Linked DNA regions of Homo sapiens: region 2 is linked to region 1. The links are chromatin loops, found by intact Hi-C in ENCODE. Cell type or tissue: heart left ventricle. All regions are shown on one strand. Each heading gives the region's core, and the rest is flanking DNA. Links, peaks and the distances in the headings are about the cores only.

What was found. Peaks named below come from ENCODE experiments on the same cell type or tissue, not always from the same donor. Only the 100,000 strongest peaks of a DNase experiment are listed, where the experiment ranks them.
Region 2: it touches region 1 in a loop (3-fold over the local background); 3 of 110 quality-filtered maps call a loop at or near these places.

The regions. Positions count from the first base shown.
Region 1 is chr4:30,942,847-30,948,239 of GRCh38, forward strand. The region is part of intron 2 of PCDH7 (protocadherin 7); the gene reads left to right. Among named protein-coding and RNA genes, the nearest start is that of PCDH7, 230 kb to the left of the region's middle. In heart left ventricle, for the core only: no CTCF peak of the experiment used is centred there; no DNase peak of the experiment used is centred there; H3K27ac peaks cover 384 bases.
Region 2 is chr4:30,742,301-30,747,693 of GRCh38, forward strand. All of the region lies in intron 1 of PCDH7 (protocadherin 7), which reads left to right. Among named protein-coding and RNA genes, the nearest start is that of PCDH7, 25 kb to the left of the region's middle. In heart left ventricle, for the core only: no CTCF peak of the experiment used is centred there; no DNase peak of the experiment used is centred there; H3K27ac peaks cover 268 bases.

The sequences.
Region 1 (5,393 bases), core at 129-5,128:
ACCTACCTAAGCAATGGAAGAGGTAGGTTAAATTTCTGTCTTGAGTAAGTGTTTTTTTTTTTTTTCCTGACTATGCTACTCTTTACACATTTCATTCTATTTTTATGAATATCCTGGAATACTTTTTGAAAATTACAGTTTGTTTTTCCTTTTTCCCTGGGAGAACATAGGGTGACACTGGGTGGAAATCAAGATTTGCTATGGGTTTGCAAAAACCTGCATAAGAAATAATTCTCTGAGTTTCCAAGGTAGTTTATTGGATATTATCATATTTCTATTTTTAAATCACTTTCATTCATCTTGAACCTCCATATCAATTCTGCTTCATTGCTGCCCTTTTCACCCTTGTTTATAACTTCAGTTATAAACTTCAGTCCTCTCTTCACCACCTCACTGCACCCTAAGCTCTCAGCATGATAACCAATTCACTCTCTTTAAATATGCAACAAAATCAATATATTACTGGTGTGCTAATTAACTGTCACGTGAAAATACTTTGCATATTTCATCTCACTTAATTCTCACTGCATTTTTATTATGTAGGTTTTATTATTTCACCAGTGAGCAAACTAAGGATTACAGTATTTAAGTGACTTGCTTAAAGTCATGCAGCCAGTGAGTGGCTGAAATGCAGTTTGAACAAAATCTGTCAAAACAAAACAAAACCAAACCATGTTCTTCCCATTACATCATGCTATATCTAGCCATGCCTTTCTTTCATCAGAGTGGTCTTAACCTCTTTCGCCTGCATCTCTTCACTGCTGGCCAACTCTTCCTTTAAACCAAACTTGTCCAACTCGTGGCCCAGGATGACTTTGAGTGTGGTCCAAAACACATTTGTAAACTTTCTTAAAACATTATGAGATTTTTTTTTGCTGTTTTTTTTTTTTTAGCTCATCAGCTATCATTACTGTTAGTGTATTTTATGTGTGGCCCAAGACAATTTTTTTTCCAGTGTGGCCCAGGGAAGCCAAAAGATTGGACACCTCTGCTTTAAACTTTACTGCAAGTTTGGTCTCTTTTGTGGAACTGTTGCTCACCACCTCTTCCATAGCTCTTTGCATAACACATCTTGGTACTAGCATATGTCATATTAGGGTCTTAAAAATTTATGTATCACTCTTCTTGCTCCAGTGTGGCCTCCGTGAGGGCAGGATTATTATTTTTTTTATTCCACTCAATATTGAAGGAGCTTAAGCTGGCAGTTCTTAAAGCCAAGTGATCTCAAAACTCCAGGACTCAAAATCATTTCCTGACAATATTAGGATATCATTTGCTCTTTCAATTCTCATTCTCATAAGTGCACAAAAGAATTTTCCTGAGGCTACATGCTCTGTGTCAGTGCAACAGATTGAATTCAGAGCGGATAGGATAATCCAGATATCCTCTAGTAAGATAATCATTCAAGAGATGTGCAAAAGTGTCAAATAATGTCATTCTTCTCACTTTTTTTAAATATAGTAATTTTCTATTAAAATATATTATTTTTGTCAGCATATAATGAATTTATTGTGACTATTTTCAAACATATATATAACTAATTATTTTAAAAGTGTTTTTATTTTAATGTTGAATATGATGAATATCAGCAGATATACCCCACATAAGCAAAAGCTCTTTAGGGTCCTCTATAATTTTTAAAGTGTAAAGGAGGCTTGAAAACCAAACACATAGGACCACTGACTAAATTAACCTCTGGCACCCATTAAATATTTGATTGACAAAACTGAATAATCAAACTAATAAACCAATCCAGTGGGGGAGACTGTAAATGTTCTAGTGAGGACTTAGGTTTTCCGTTATTTTACAAACTTATTCTAACAAACAACTGTAAGTCAGGAAGATAATGAGCAAAACTCATTGCACATATATTAGTTAGAATAAAAGTAAACTTAGAATATTCATTATGTCCATTGTGTAAAATCATGTATTAATTAAAATTAAATTGTAAGCAAATATTACTCAATACAATAGTCAACAGTTAACTAGGTATCCAGGTAGGTTATTAGCTTTTATAAAGGACATAGTGGGTTATGCTATTGTGGTTATACATTGTGAGATTTTTAGGGAGCAGGCTTGTGAAATTTAGAAATTTGAAATCAATTAAGCAAAATATTATACATTTGCCGATAGTGTTTTACAATGTTTTTAATGCAACTAAATCTTGAAATTTTAATAAAGTTGTCACCTAAGAAAAATATATCTCAGCTCCAGTTATGGAAAGCAACATTCTAATTGTCATGAAAATTAAATTAACTTTTAAAAAGAAGCATGTCATATTAAATAAGATTAATGAGCATCTTCAGTTAGAAGGAAAAATAAAATAATATTTTATGTATTTACTCTAGATTTAAGAAATTTTAAACATATGCTACTATTAATACAGCATACTTCAACTTTTCATATATGTGTGTGCATGTATATTATCTCAAATCCAATTGTAATATAATTCAGTAGCTTAGATTTACACCTAATTTTTAAATATTACTCACAAATTTCTTCATTGTATAATTGCTTATTAAAGCTGGTAATTTTAAACACTTTTAAAATTTAAAATTTTACTCAGTTGATTTTTACTGCCATTAAGCTATGCAACTTATTCTTTTAAATCTCAGGAATACTAGAAACACTATTAATGCCTAATAAATGAGCTGTATATAGAATTCATAATTATTCTTTTAACTCATTTATAATTCTTACTAATTTTCAAAAAATGCTTCAGGTCATGCCTACACAACGCTTTTTTTTTAAACAAGTATTCTCTATTTATTTTTTTTAATGTGGTCTCATTTATGTCCTGACTGATAAGCTCACCCAGGGTTTACATGATTATGCACTTTGTAATTTGAAAATACTGTTTGTTCTTCACTTTAAAAGGAAATCAGGCACTAGCATATCTGCAGTTTCCTGATTCCTGTGAAAACATGTGACATTCCTCCTTTGCAAAGGTTTCCAGATTCCTTCTCTCCGTGTTGCCAATCCTGCCGCCACCCAAGGCTGATCTTAATTCCATCGGGCCACAGTTAGTGCCAACAATCAAGGTGACCTCTCCACACTCCAGCCCTGCCTATAACATTATGGACATTATGATTATTAAAATGCCCTTTTTGACGATTATTCAGCCACTACTAGCAAGAAAATCTGAAATGTCTCTGCCTAAAGCATGGCCTCCCCTGAGGAATATGCTAGACTATCTATGGTTGCAGAAGCCCTGAGTATAACCATGACAGACTGTGGGAAAGTTCGAGAGTCAGACCCAGAATGAAAATCTCTGATTTTTCCAATTGTAAGAGAAAATTTACTTTTAAGACAGACCTTACTGATAGGATAAGGAAAACAATACTGTCATCAGGAATATTTATGCAGCAGGGGAATAATCTCTTCTCCTGTATCCTTACACCAGACACACCAGGTTTTGACAAATGTTTAATAACGTAAGCAGAGAACAGGGGTCCCACTGCCTAACTAAACTCCCTGTAATATATTAACATATTGCATATTAATGTTTAATATGTCTCTCCTACCTATCAAGGATGTGTTCTGTTGTTTTTCTCAACATCTATTGTTTTTTCCACCACAAAATCCACCCTGTTTGAACAAACTTCGCTGACTCTCCAGCTCTCACCCACCTCCCTCCCACCACACTGCCTTAGGATGTTTTAACTTCCCTTTCCATAAACTTTTTTTTTTCTTTTCTGCAGCAACTCTTTTTTTGCTGCCATTCTTTTATACACATCCTATCCAGTCTGTGAAAAGCAGTCTCTCTCTTGTGAATAACATTTACTCCTCTTGTATCTTTGATTTTAATCCCCAATTACCTCAGTATTTAACGCCTTATCTCTTTTGTGTGTGTGTGTGTGTGTGTGTGTGTGTGTGTGTGTGACAGAGTCCTGCTCTGTCACCCAGGCTGGAGTGCAGTGGCACGATCTTGGCTCACTGCAACCTCCACCTCCTGTGTTCAAGCATTTCTCTCCTGCCTCAGCCTCCCAAGTAGCTGGGATTACAGGCGCCCACCACCATGCTTGGATAATTTTTTTGTGCTTTTAGTAGGGATGGGGTTTTCCCATGTTAGCCAGACTGTTCTCAAACTCCTGACCTCAGGTGATCTGCCCACCTCGGCCTCCCAAATTGCTGGGATTACAGGCGTGAGCCACTGCGCCCAGCCTTACCCCTTATTCTTTTATCCCAGCTAAAGAACTCATTCCTTGAGGACATGAACCAATGCCTTCTCTGCTTACAGTTGCACATGGTCTCTGGGCTTATTTTACTAAGTCCCACAGCCTTGTGTTATCAGCCTCTTAATATCTGTACTTCTACCATGATCATACATTTTTCCAAGAATGGAAACTAGAAGAAGCCGACTCTAGAGTGGTCAGACCAATAGTGTTTTCCATGCGATTCATATTGTTTCATTGCTGTGACAGATGATTCCTGTCGTTTTGGGAAAAAAAACTTATTACAAACTCTTTATCGTCAGTGCACTTAATAATAACCACAAACTGTCTCTCCATCTACTACTTATTTTTATAAATCATAGGGATCATTTTCCCTTTGTTATTGTTACCAGGTGAAAATCTAACTCATATCGTTGTCCATACCAAATGCCTCATGGGGATGAGGGATGCTTTTATTATCCTGGTCTCTACCTTTCAAATACATCAAATGTATATTTCCTTCACCCAGAAATTGCAGTTCTCTACTCTATCAATTCTTGTATTTTATTTCATTTCTTAATTGTCATATAATAATTTATAGTGTACCTAGCGATGATTCAATGCATATAGTATATAGTAATCACATCAGAGTAATTAGCATATGTCCATCATCTCAAACATTTATCATTTCTTTGTGTTGGGAACATTCAGTGTCCTTCTTCTAGCTATGTGAAACTATATAATATAATAGTGCTATCTGTAGTCATTCTGCAGTGGTAGAGAACACTAGAACCTATTTCTTTCCTCCTATCTAACTATAATTCTGCATCCTTTAACAAATTTTTTCCTATCCCCTCCTCTGCCTACCCTTCCCAACCTCTAGTATCCTCTGTTCTACTTTTTACTTCCATGATTTCAACTTTTTTTAGCTTCTACATGTGAGTGAGAACATGCGGTGTTTAACTTTCTATTCCTGGTTTATTAGACGCTTTAAGATTCCAGCTTCATTTTTTGGAGTTATCCTTCTATGTTGTTTTGGTTATTTATAAACTCTGCTATTTATGAAATCATTTTATATTGCTTATTACATCTTAATAAATTATCAGTGTTTTTCTGTGTTTTCTGTGTATATATTTACTTTTTATAGTTTCTCATAAGTATACTTTTCATTACTTTTAATCTCTCCCAGTGCACTGCTAATTCATTATCCCATAATAATCTACCCTTCTTAAAGCCAAA
Region 2 (5,393 bases), core at 238-5,237, 200 kb before region 1:
TTTCAAATATTATCTAGAATATTGCTTGCTAATCATTAGATGAAGGCACACCCTGGAGGGATATGAAGTGTCTGATGTCTCCACTGTGTCGTATTGCTGTTAATAGGATAGCATATGCACATCGTGAAGGAAGAACAGACATGGCTTCGAAAAAACAAATTGATCCATATAATATAGTACTTTTACAACCTACATGTATATATGGCTATATGCATTTCTCTTTAGAAATGCTGGGTTCTACATTTTAAGCTACAGAGATGCTGTGCAAAGAAAATGAGAGTGATTTGTGTGAAGCCTAAACAAAGGAAATTCAGAAACATTTCTAGTCCTAATTATTATATCATGCATATTTGTGAAACTTGCCTGGAGTTCAGAGTTGACAGGTGTGATGCCCTTTTGATCTTTGTCATTAGTATACTAAAAGAGTGCTGCCACTTGAGCTGTGAATTTTGTTTTAATTCGGCTTCATATGAGAAAGAAAAAGAATATTCATCACATACTGCTTCATATCAAAAGAAATTGAAATGCAGAAAGATCCTCACATCTAAAAGCCACATAACTTACCATACAATATGCCATCATATTAGTGGTTACAATCCTGGCTAGGACGCAGATACAGATTTTACAAGATTTATTTTAGTCTTGATCTCTGATGTTGAGCAAATCACTCAACTTCTCTTTATCTCTGTTCTTTAATTAATTCATCTAATACTCTCTGGGAAATGTAAGACACTATAAAAATCCAAGTGACACTTTGGTTATTGATTAATATAATATCGATTACATGTTATTGTAAATAAACTAGCTTTGGGGAAGATGGTGGGAAATATAAACAAAAATAAAATAATGATGCCAAAAACTGAAGCTAAGTATTTTCCTAAGGAAAAAAATAGATTTTTCGAAAAGAATATCTTGTAACCAAAAATAGCAGAGTTACATTGTCACATTTTATTCCTAGCATTCATCTGTGGAGGAGAATTGAAGACATATTATTTTATCACTCTGCGCAAAAGCTGAAATGTCTTATTGAAGAAAGGAGAGAAAATATGCTTCAGAGCTAGAGAGGAAAGTCTTAATTTACAAAAGGAAAAAAATCAAGGATTTTGCTCAGGGGTTCAAAAAATGGCTTATTTCTTTTTTATCACTTAAGCTGGTTTCTTGCTGGGCCTTTTTACTGAATAATTGAAAAAAAAACTGGGTGGGGGAGGGACTTTTTCATCAAAGGAAAAAGATAGAAATAAAGGTACTAAGGGAATATAGATAGGAAGTTGTATCTTTCTGTACTTTTATGATTGACTACATTTTCTCCTAAACTTATAGTTGAAAAAACCTGAAAAAATATCGGCCTCTGAGGAAAATCCTACAGAATAAAACATAGCATTCTCTGCTCCTTCAATCCTTCTTCTCAATCTTTCTCTCTCATACATACACACACACACACACACACGTATACCTCAACAAGCTCAAACTACTTTATGTTTTAAATCAGTCATAATTTATCTTTGCAAACTAAAAAAAATCAGTTTGGTGAACATTGAAACTTTGGGGGAATATTGGCGTTTTTGAAAGCTGCTTTCAGAATAAGTATTATTAACTATCTCACTAGATTTCAAGTTGTGGAGGAAAATTACTAGAATAATGACGTGGGCAAAGTAGAAATTCTGTACTTGGCAATCTTCCTGAAAGACATGGGATTGTAGGCAATCTATCTCCGTTGATTCTTTAGAATGCTCTACAACAGTCAGTTTATGATAGTCTGAGGTGTTGCTCTTTTCTTTCCTCAGTGGCATCCTGTAAGCTTTTGCTATCTTCATTTTTCCCGCCAAGCTGTTTTCTCACTGTCTCAGAGGAAGTCAGAAGTCAGTATCTACCAAGCAGCCAAGTGGTAGGATTTTAAACACTGAATGTTTTTTCAACTTCAGTGTCCCAGCTGCATTGAAAAAACCATAAAGGACTAACAGACTAACAAATTTACATTTTTAAAAAAATCAGCAAGTTTCCAACATTCCTTGATTCATATAACTAAAGGTCAGTAAAAGCAAAAGAGTTTCCTTAGGCTGTGTCTCCATTAACCTATATGATTCGAAATAAGGTGGGACCATAAGTAAGACTGTAATAATAATGTAACCATGATTTACATGTCCAATGGGTGTTGTTCATTCATTTATTTAACTCCCAATTATTAATGTTCCATTACACTAGTAGTATGAAGCAGGAGCTGACAGTCTTGTAGGGGAGACAGACTTGTTCAGGAATAATTATAATGTAGTATGATAAGGGTTATAATGGGAACCATATGTACCCTGAGGAAGGACTGACTGATTCCTAGAAAGGATGACACTTGGCACTTGGCTCACAAGAGTTAGAATATGGCTTTGATTTCCTTCTCCTTTATCAGTCCTGCATCAGTCTTGCAACCTTGGCCATAGGGCATCAACTATTCTCACTGGAGCTGAGTTGGGATGTATTTTTCTTCACATTCCTCCTTTACATTTCAACAAGTTTTTGCTTTTAACAGATTGCTAATGGATTAATTCTTTAATTGTCAATCCTAGAACCAGTTAATGAGCAATTCCCATTAGCTTCACTGTATTTTAGTCATTCTATGATTTTGACCAAAACTGAACTTATTCACTGTAACTGTTCACCCTGAATTCTTCACTCTTGGCTCTAAATGACTTTTAGTTATTTTTAGATGTCAAATCACCTTCAGATGGAACTTTTGCCATCATCGAGGAGATTGAAAATAGAGGGACAGATGCTGTGAAGCGATTTCCAAAAAAACAAGGAGTTTATATAAAGAAGATATATAGACACTTTTAATCATGGAAACATTTCTGGAATGTTTACACCCTCCCATGGCAACTTCTTTGAAGAGTACAATTCATCTGAGTCATAAATTATATTTTCCTAAAAACAGTCACGTAATCTCATATTTTTACATCTTGTTTTTTTTTTTTATGAATTGGTTGTAGAGGGTGTTCTAGCCCTGGGATATCTGGAGAACAATTATAATGACTTTTTTTCTTTTACAATTTCTAATTATTTTTAGGTGGCTTTCATTTATCTAGTGCTCTCCTTTTCACTGGAGCACTTATCATGTGTCCTATTAACACTGGTACTTGTTATCAGCTGGCTTTCAGATAATCCTGCTTAAGTGACTGGTTGATGACAGCTTTTAAGATACTGCCTCTCCAAGTTATATTTCTATTCATGGAGGATTCTAGAAGAACAAAAAGCCTTGACATGAGGCTTTCTAATAAAGGCACTCATGTGGGGCATCATGCAGTATGGAAAACAGTGGAGGCAAAACAATCCTGGTCGACTTTTCTCCTGTCACTCTTGGTCCCTGCATGAAGTCTTTTAAAGCTGTAACTAACAACAGATCCCTGGTTTTGTGTCTTGGTGGAAATTAGGTACTTCTTATTTAGTGCTGATATCATCCAGGATCAAATTACTCAGTTTATTTGTGTGTGTGTATGTGTGTGTGTGTGCGTGCATGCACATATAATTTTTCTTCTAAAGAGATATTATTATTATTACTGTTAATTTTTTTTGATACAGATTCTCACTCTGTCACCTAGGCTGGAGTGCAGTGGCGTGATCTCAGCTCACTGCAACCTCTGCCTCCCAGGTTCAAGTGATTCTCCTGCCTCAGCCTCCCCAGTAGCTGGGATTACAGGCATGCACCACCACATCTGGCTAATTTTTGTAGACGGGGTTTCAGCATGTTGGCCAGGCTGGTCTTGAACTCCTGACCTCAAGTGATCCGCCTGCCTCAGCCTCCAAAAGTGCTGGGATTACAGGTGTGATCCACTGTGCCTGGCTAAAGAGATATTATTTTTACAAATCCTGAAGCAATTCAAGGTTTGAAAGACTCTCACCTCGAGGAAATAATAGTGGCTGAATACTTTAAAATTATATTTCTATCTTTTATGAAAATGATTAAAAAGAAGCCACAGGCAGAAAGACCACAACATTTAAAAAGTGTCCTGGCCCACCCTCAGTGTAAAAGATAGTAAACAAAAATCCTAATTCAATCTGGTTTTTGCAAGAACCAGATTGATTTTCTGGGAATTAGCTTTGGTTGTAAGGCCCTGCAGCGTGAAGGGAGAGCAGGGGGTAGATGTTCTGGAATGGGCACCACAGTGCAATTCGCCTTAGTTACAGTCCTTGCCTTAATATTTTGGCATCTAATCTTCCTAGTGTTTTATGCTGCCAACTTTTCCATTTTCTTGAGTCTTTATTTTTGGTGGCTATTCCTGAAATTTGCCCCATTTGCTTTCCACAAAGTCTTGCAGAATCTCTGTGTAATTCTCTCAGGGCCATAGTTTGAGCTAATGCATTGGTTGGCATAGCCTATTGAGAGGATATTTCCACTGGTAAATATTAGTGGTCTAATATGTTAACATTACTAATGACAAAATTGAAAATTGACTTGATGCCAAAAAAATTTCCTCTCACAATGGTTATTTTAACTAAGTCTGCTTGATGGAAAGAAGATTTTTTTCCTTTTCAATCATTTCACTTCTTTTATTCCTCTCCTTTCTTTCTGTTTGTGTAGAATCTAGAAAACCATAAATAGGTTTTCCTTGCACTGGCCTATCCCCATGTGAGGATTTCGAAATATAGGTCATTTGTGTCACTGGGTCATTTATACCACTGGTATAGTAGTGAATTCTTTAGTGAATCAGAATACAGCAGTATAATGAATCATTTGAACAAGATATATGAAGTCTCTTAATACTTTAAGTATTTCAATGCATTTTTTGAATTATTTTTTCCATCATGGCAATTTATATTATGATTTTCTAAAGGCATTAGCTGAAACAACCTGTATGTTGTTAAAATGTTTTAGTATGGTTTATATAGTTAATACTGAACTGGATCTAAGAAAATAGAAGCATGTTTGTACTAGACAACCAGGATCCTCTAATTCATGTCCTACATGATGTTGGCTAATGCGTCTAATTATAATTTTCCAAGTGCCTTCCAAATCTTAATTTTATTCATTTATTAGCTTCCCATTGCCCCTGTAACAAATTATAATGAATGCAGTGTCCGAAAACAACAAACTTTTTTATTTTAAATGGCTCTTACGGTCAAAAGTCAGAAATGGGTCTCACTAGGTTAAAATCAATGTGGAGGCAAGGTCATGTTTCTTTCTGTAGTGTCAAGAGGAGAATCTGTTTTCTTGTCTTCTCTAGCTTCTAGGGCTGCCTGCATTCTTTGACTCTTGATCCCCTTCCATCTTCAAAGCCAGGAATGGCTAGTAGAATTTTTCTCCTATCTCTTCATTCTGACTCTCTTCTGCCTCTCTCACATTTAAGGACACTGTGGTTACATTGGGTCCATCTGGATAATCCAAGACAATTTTATTTTCAGTTTATTTG